Linked DNA regions of Homo sapiens: region 2 is linked to region 1. The links are chromatin contacts, found by Hi-C or POLR2A ChIA-PET in ENCODE. All regions are on one chromosome and are shown on one strand. Each heading gives the region's core, a stretch centred on a gene start or an enhancer-like site at or near the end of the contact. The rest is flanking DNA. Distances are from core to core; before and after follow the strand shown.

What was found. A loop is a pair of places that touch in the nucleus more often than their neighbours do. ChIA-PET counts read pairs that join two places held with the same protein, here RNA polymerase II (POLR2A). Pooled maps may share reads with other maps.
Region 2: a map of mammary epithelial cell shows a loop between it and region 1 (2.5-fold over the local background). The contact joins two enhancer-like sites. A Hi-C loop is called at or near these places in 2 of 168 maps with a recorded cell type or tissue (PC-9 and mammary epithelial cell) and 4 of 50 pooled maps. POLR2A ChIA-PET finds 5 or more read pairs at or near these places in 3 of 52 experiments (WTC11, activated CD4-positive, alpha-beta T cell and activated T-cell).

What each region holds. Positions count from the first base shown.
Region 1 is chr4:152,848,950-152,851,967 of GRCh38, forward strand. The region is part of intron 2 of ARFIP1 (ARF interacting protein 1); the gene reads left to right. Among named protein-coding and RNA genes, the nearest start is that of ARFIP1, 71 kb to the left of the region's middle. RefSeq lists enhancers at 1,468-1,762, 1,649-2,307. Within about 2 kb of position 1,547, at least 11 of the 41 ENCODE cell types and tissues checked have a DNase peak (open chromatin) inside an H3K27ac peak, as active enhancers do; they include PC-9, where a contact is called at or near this core.
Region 2 is chr4:152,994,824-152,997,841 of GRCh38, forward strand. No RefSeq gene overlaps it. Among named protein-coding and RNA genes, the nearest start is that of FHDC1, 60 kb to the left of the region's middle. Within about 2 kb of position 1,393, at least 5 of the 41 ENCODE cell types and tissues checked have a DNase peak (open chromatin) inside an H3K27ac peak, as active enhancers do; they include PC-9, where a contact is called at or near this core.

The sequences.
Region 1 (3,018 bases), core at 297-2,796:
GGCTTTTTCAGAGAGCCAGTTTTGACCAAATATGTATGTTGATCCCTTTTAGAGGTATGGCAAATGGTTTTCAAGGATTGTTTAACCCATACAAATCTAGATTCATTTTAATACTGTTTGCTTTTCAGCTATAGGCTATACTTTTAATACTATTACTACAAATTAAAATTTTAAGTATATTTTTAATATACACATACATTAAATTAATTCTGGATTGAGAGTCCTGTTGAAAATACAATTCATAATGAAAGGTTGAAGGCTTATCTGTCTTAATTATAATCTGAGAGTGTGCCCTTATTTATAAACAAAAGCTATTAGTAATATGTTTTTTTTTATTTCTTGGAGGAATTTTGTTGAAAATACAATTCATAATGAAAGGTTGAAGGCTTATCTGTCTTAAATTATAATCTGAGAGTGTGTCGTTATTTATAAACAAAAGCTATTAGGAATATGTCGTTTTTAAATTTTTTGAAGGAATTATTTTGAATGTAGATACATATAAATATTTCCACAGTGATAGTATGTGAATGAATTCAGTATTTCTTTGATGCAAGTTGGTACATGATTCAAGCTTTTGAACTACTTAGAATCTAGACTAAGTGGGTGAGGCCAAGAGGGTAGGCAGTGAACCACCAAAAGGTACTTGTAAGTTCTTGTTAAATATTGTTGAATGAATGGGAGAGAGGGAGAAAAGAAGATTGAAATTGTGTGTCTGTGGCAGGCAGGTGTGTGTGTGTATGGTGGTAAATGGAAAAAAATCAATAAAAATGTTAGATTTACTCTCTTGATTAGATGGAATAAGATACAGGAGGATATTGTGATCATAAAGTGAGTTATTAAACTTATTTAAAGTGAGAATCTAGAAGTGTTGCTTCCGAAGTGATGACAAGGTCTAAGAGTGGCAATTTGAGTTTAGGTTGCCTGAGTGGAATATGGGGTATGAAAGATGAAAGGCATTAGAAATGAAGATGTTAATGAAATCTGAGACTAAGGTGTAGATTGGGTTATACTAAGTCTAAAATGTCTTTTATCTGCCCTGACACTTTTTTGGCATGTTGTCCAACTACAGATTCCCAAACCTGATCCAGATTACCAATTTTACGCATTTCTGCAAGTATACGGAGGGAAAATAAAATCACATACCTTTACATATCATTATTACTATCCCCTGTCATTCTGCATCAGCATAGGTAGGCAGGCTCATGGAACAGATTTTAAGTGTTTTACAATTTATATTTTAAAATATAGCAACTTACTACCTACCATAACATTAGTGGACTGTATTTTTAATGATCGGTGAAAACTTTCAGCCTAGACAGCGAATATATCAGCTTGGAAGGAATTGCTAACTGAACATCTATAATCATTTCCTGAAAATGTGCCCACCAACATGCAAAAGGTTAGAAACACCCAGTTTAATGGTGAGAGTTAGGGATAAAGCAGAAGCCCTAGATGTGCCAAAGTCTTCAATAAATATTTGAAATTGACTGGAAAGAAGGTAGATGACAATGTTGAGGTGGGGACGAGGGCAGTGAGGAAGGTGACACACAGGAAACGGGGGGGTTGGGTAGGGGCAGAGTTGCACAAGAATGGAAAGCAGTTCTCTACAACAGTTCCTCAAAATAGACTAAGGATCGCCTGCATCAGAATCACCTGATTTCCTTGTTTTGAAATTCGGATTTCTGGGCTTCACATTCCAACTCAGTGAGAATCACCACACAGCTAAGAGCAATCTGCATTTTTAACAGGATCCTCAGGTGATTCCTACTGAAATTAAGGTTTGAGAACTGGTTGTTTAGAAGTACCAATAGAGAGTTTAGAAAATGCTGACCCTGCCTTCTAACAATAGAATATTGATAAGTAGAATGTTGGAAGATAATCAGTTTTATAAAACTCAAGATAATTGTGGAGAAGCAGAGAGGCCACTTAAGGGGGGTTAATAGTGTTACAGAACTGGGGATGTGGAGGCTGTTGTAATAATAGCTTTGCTTCTGGCAGATACTTTTTATAGACAGCTAACTGTTAAACTAACAAAGGAGATTTTAAATTAACAGAATTCATCAAACATTTAACATAAGTGTTTTAGTTTGTTTCTTTAAAAAATTTATTATGTAGATGCTTTGGAAGGTTTTGTCCCTTTTGAAGCATGAGATGTTACTGAGAAAATTTCTTGCCAAATGAAGTAATAGACACTCTGCTAGATGTCAAGAATACAAGTGGTGAACAAGATAGATAAGCTTCCTGATCTTAGCATATGGTCTTCGGAATGGGAAGAGAGGATATAGACAAATTAATTTTAATACCATGTGAAAAATGTTGTGCTAGGCCAAGTATAGCATGGTCTGAGTACTGGTGGGAGCATGGAAAGATTACCTGAGTGATTACTATATAAGCTGAGGTCTGAAGGATGACCTAGCCAGATAAAGGGTGAAAAATATTCTCATCAGAAGCAACTGTAACAACCCGAAGGAAGTGTGAGACCATAGAACTGGAAATTCATGTTGTTGGAATGGAGAATGTGAGGGCAGGTGTGTGAGAAATGAGGCTAGAGAGATAAGTAGATAGTAGATCCTGCAAAACCTTGAAAACCATATTGAAGAGTTTAGTCTTTACCTAAAAGGCAATGGAGAGCCACTAAATGCTATAAAAATGGGAGTGTCTCAGTTGGGTTCACATTTTAGAAAACTGTCTCTGTCTAGTTTGAAGAATTGATTGCGGGACTGACAGTACTAGAGACATGGGAAACAAGTTCAGTCATCAAGGGCAAAAGAGGAGTGAGACTTAGGACATTCTCAAGGATATATATTTTAAAACAAATTTACTGAACATTTTGTGTTCTTCATGTGTTGGTTTTACACTACAGTTCAAAAGTATTACCATGCTAAATTTTAAGTTCTAAACTTATGTTTTTAATGTCATAATTATAGTAACCTCTATTAAAATATGCAAAATGGAGACGTTATTTTTCACAGCTTTATGAAAGCTATTACTACAAATATTACTTTGTATTCTTTTAAA
Region 2 (3,018 bases), core at 143-2,642, 150 kb after region 1:
TCATTGAGCATCAATTATGTGATAACCCTGTGGTAGCATGTGGGCTTCCGAAACTCTCAAGAATCACTGTCCAGTGGGGGAGGGGGTTGTGAAAATAAGTCATTGCGATGCGTAAAGAAGAGTTTTTTTTTTAATGACAATGTCGTCACCTGGGACACTGGAGGCAGAGAAGAAGTGCTGGTTAACTCGGGCAGCATTGAGGAGGGGGACTCTTGGGGCTGAATTCTGTCAGGAGGGCAGCGGTGAAGAGCCATCTGAGCCAGGGCCACCATGTGGAGGTCTGAGTGAGGACAGCACAGCGCCTTCAGGTGGCGTGAGGGTCCTGAGTTTCTGGAGCAGGAGGCTGAGGCCCAGAGGCTGGGTGGTGATGGGCTGGGGCGCAGGGAGGTGAGGCTGCAGGGGGAAGGGAGGGAGGCAGAGCATATCCTGGGGGCAATAATTCATCAAAGAACAGAGGGGGAAAGAACACATTTGCACTTGAGAAGATCCTCTGGAGGTTTCTGGTGAGGAAAGACTCTGAGGGCAGGCAGGGATTGTGAGGCTATGACGTTGGTAGAGGTGACAGAAGCTGAAGCTCTGTCCCCGGCAGCTGTGGTGAAGGGAGATGGGCAGCAGGAGCAGAGGGAGGAGGCGTGGCCCTGGGCACCTGGGGCCATCTGAGTGGAGACGGGGTGGGCAGCCTTGGAAGCCCAGGGTCACTGCTTCACACACATTCATGGAAAGCTATAGAAATGTGTAGCCCTGGGTGTCCAGAGAACTGAGGATCTGCAGTCCCAGTGAATAGGGTGTCACCGGGGCAAAGAGTGAGAGAGCCCTTCTGAGCCAGAGAAGTGCCTCCCCTGTGGAATAGGGGTCCCCAGTCTCGTAAAGCAAGCAACCATCAGCAAGTTGTTTTCCAAAAAGGAGAAAAGGCCACGGGGCCGACTGTCAGCCTTGCCTGGAAGACGGAAGACATGTCCTGCCCACTTAGACCCTGGGAAAGGTTATCCAGGTTGCATGGCTGTCCCCATCCTCAGGACAGAGAGGATGTGGCCCAGCCAGGGGGCAGGCGCAGCTGTCTGGCAGAGCACTTCCATGGGACACCCACACATGGGGAGGATGGCTTCGCTTTGTTCTTGTGCTCACCGGCCATGACAGGGGAGCCTCTTCTTTCCCCTCTCCTGAAATGGAAACCTAAACGCAGCCTCTGAAATTAGTAGGGCCATCTTGACTACACCATACTGAGGAAGCCGCATTACCTGAGGGAGAAATAATTATCTTTCTGCTTACTTCAACGTTGACTTTGCTGAAGAGAAATTTTCTTCTCCTCTCCACCCATTCACCAAACTGGACTTTCAGGCTCTGCTGCTCTCTGGGAAAGTGTTCGGGGTTACCAGTGCCTCAGGTCTCTCTTCTCCTCCTCCTCCCACGGGCCCCCTATCCCCAACAGCTCGGTTTGTTTGTTTGTTTCCTCTGAATCCCTCTTTTGTCCCCTGACCTCAGATCCATGGCCAGGTGGCCAAGTTGAACGCAGGTGCAGCCTCGGCAGTCCTCCTTCCCCTAGGCAGTGCTGCCAGGCTCTCTCCAAGGGCCCTGGAATCTGTCCTCAGCACAGCCTTGTCTGAGCAGGAAAACCCCAGGCTACAGCCAGCTTCCTGGCAGAAGTGAGCTCCCTATGCTTAGAAATGATGCCAAAAATTGGCCTCTGAGGCCGTTTCAACGCTGGCCATACTTGCTTCCTTCCTGGGCCCCTCTGGCAGCTCCGTGCCCTTCCGGAAGGAGGGCCACTTTCTCTACCCTCCTGTGGGAACAGAAATTGGGGGGATTTTTCAGCCCAGCTTGGTTAGAGTGACACATAGCTGTGGACGTCTGGTTAGGGACATGTCAAAACCGCTGGGAAGCTTATGTTTTTTAAATAAAAATAGAACAAATTCAGTTGGTGTTTCCAGAAAGTTCACCCTGTGGCACTCTGGTGACCTCCCTTCCTTCCTGGCCTCCTTCAGCCCTTCCTTCTGTCCTCCCTCACTTCCTACCCTACCTGGGCTGCAGGAAGACCCCCTAGGAGGCTCAGTGGGGTACAAATCCTAGCGAAAGCTGCCCAGGAGGATTCGGATACAGCACAAAGCTTGGGAAGCTCCACCTTATCACATGTTGCTAGTGCACTGCCTGCTGTGGCGGGAGGCCGTGTCATTTAGATGAAAAATCTGGGCCTGAGTCTCTGGAGAGAAAAGGCCTGGGAAAGTGGGTAGGAAAAAAGAAGGCGGTTGTCTGGGACTGGTGGGGCAATTTGTGTCCATGAAACCCAGTGAACTATTTGTCCCTTCGGTCAATAAAACATTTGACCTCATTCCTGCAGGGTCTAAAAGTTTGAAGCCTAGACTTTCTTCCACATCTTTGAATTAGACCATTTTGCTATGATTTAAGCCAGAGTTTTGAATTCCTGGGTCTACCTACAGCCCAGGTAAAATAGGAAGAGAGAGAATATAGAGGGAGTGAGAGAGGATGTGGGGACAGCAGTTATTTTGGATTCTCAAATATTATTTATTTTGTGAGATGGGGTCTTGCTCTCTTGCCCAGGCTGGAGTGCAGTGGTTGATCATGGCTCACTGCAGCCTCAACCTCCCTGGGCTCAGGTAATCCTTCCACCTCAGCCTCCCCAGTAGCTGGGACTACTGGTGTACACCACCACGCCCAGCTAATTTTCATATTTTTTGTAGAGATAAGGTTTCGTCATGTTGCCCAGGCTGGTCCTGAACGCCTTAGCTCAAGCAATTCACCCGCCTCAGCCTCCCACAGTGGTGGGTTTACAGATGTGAGCCACCGTGCCCTGTAAGAATTCATTTTTAAGAAATTGTTTATAGTGGTTTTTATTTCAAACATTTATGCTATAAAAAAGTGCAGTGTACAAAGTAAGAGCCACCCTCCCTGAATATGACAGCCCCAAACCAAGTCCTCCCCTCAGGACACCCACTCTCAAGCGGTGCATCCCTGAGGCCCTTTCCTCTGCACCGATGCTCGGACTCTCCGTGTGTGCCATTT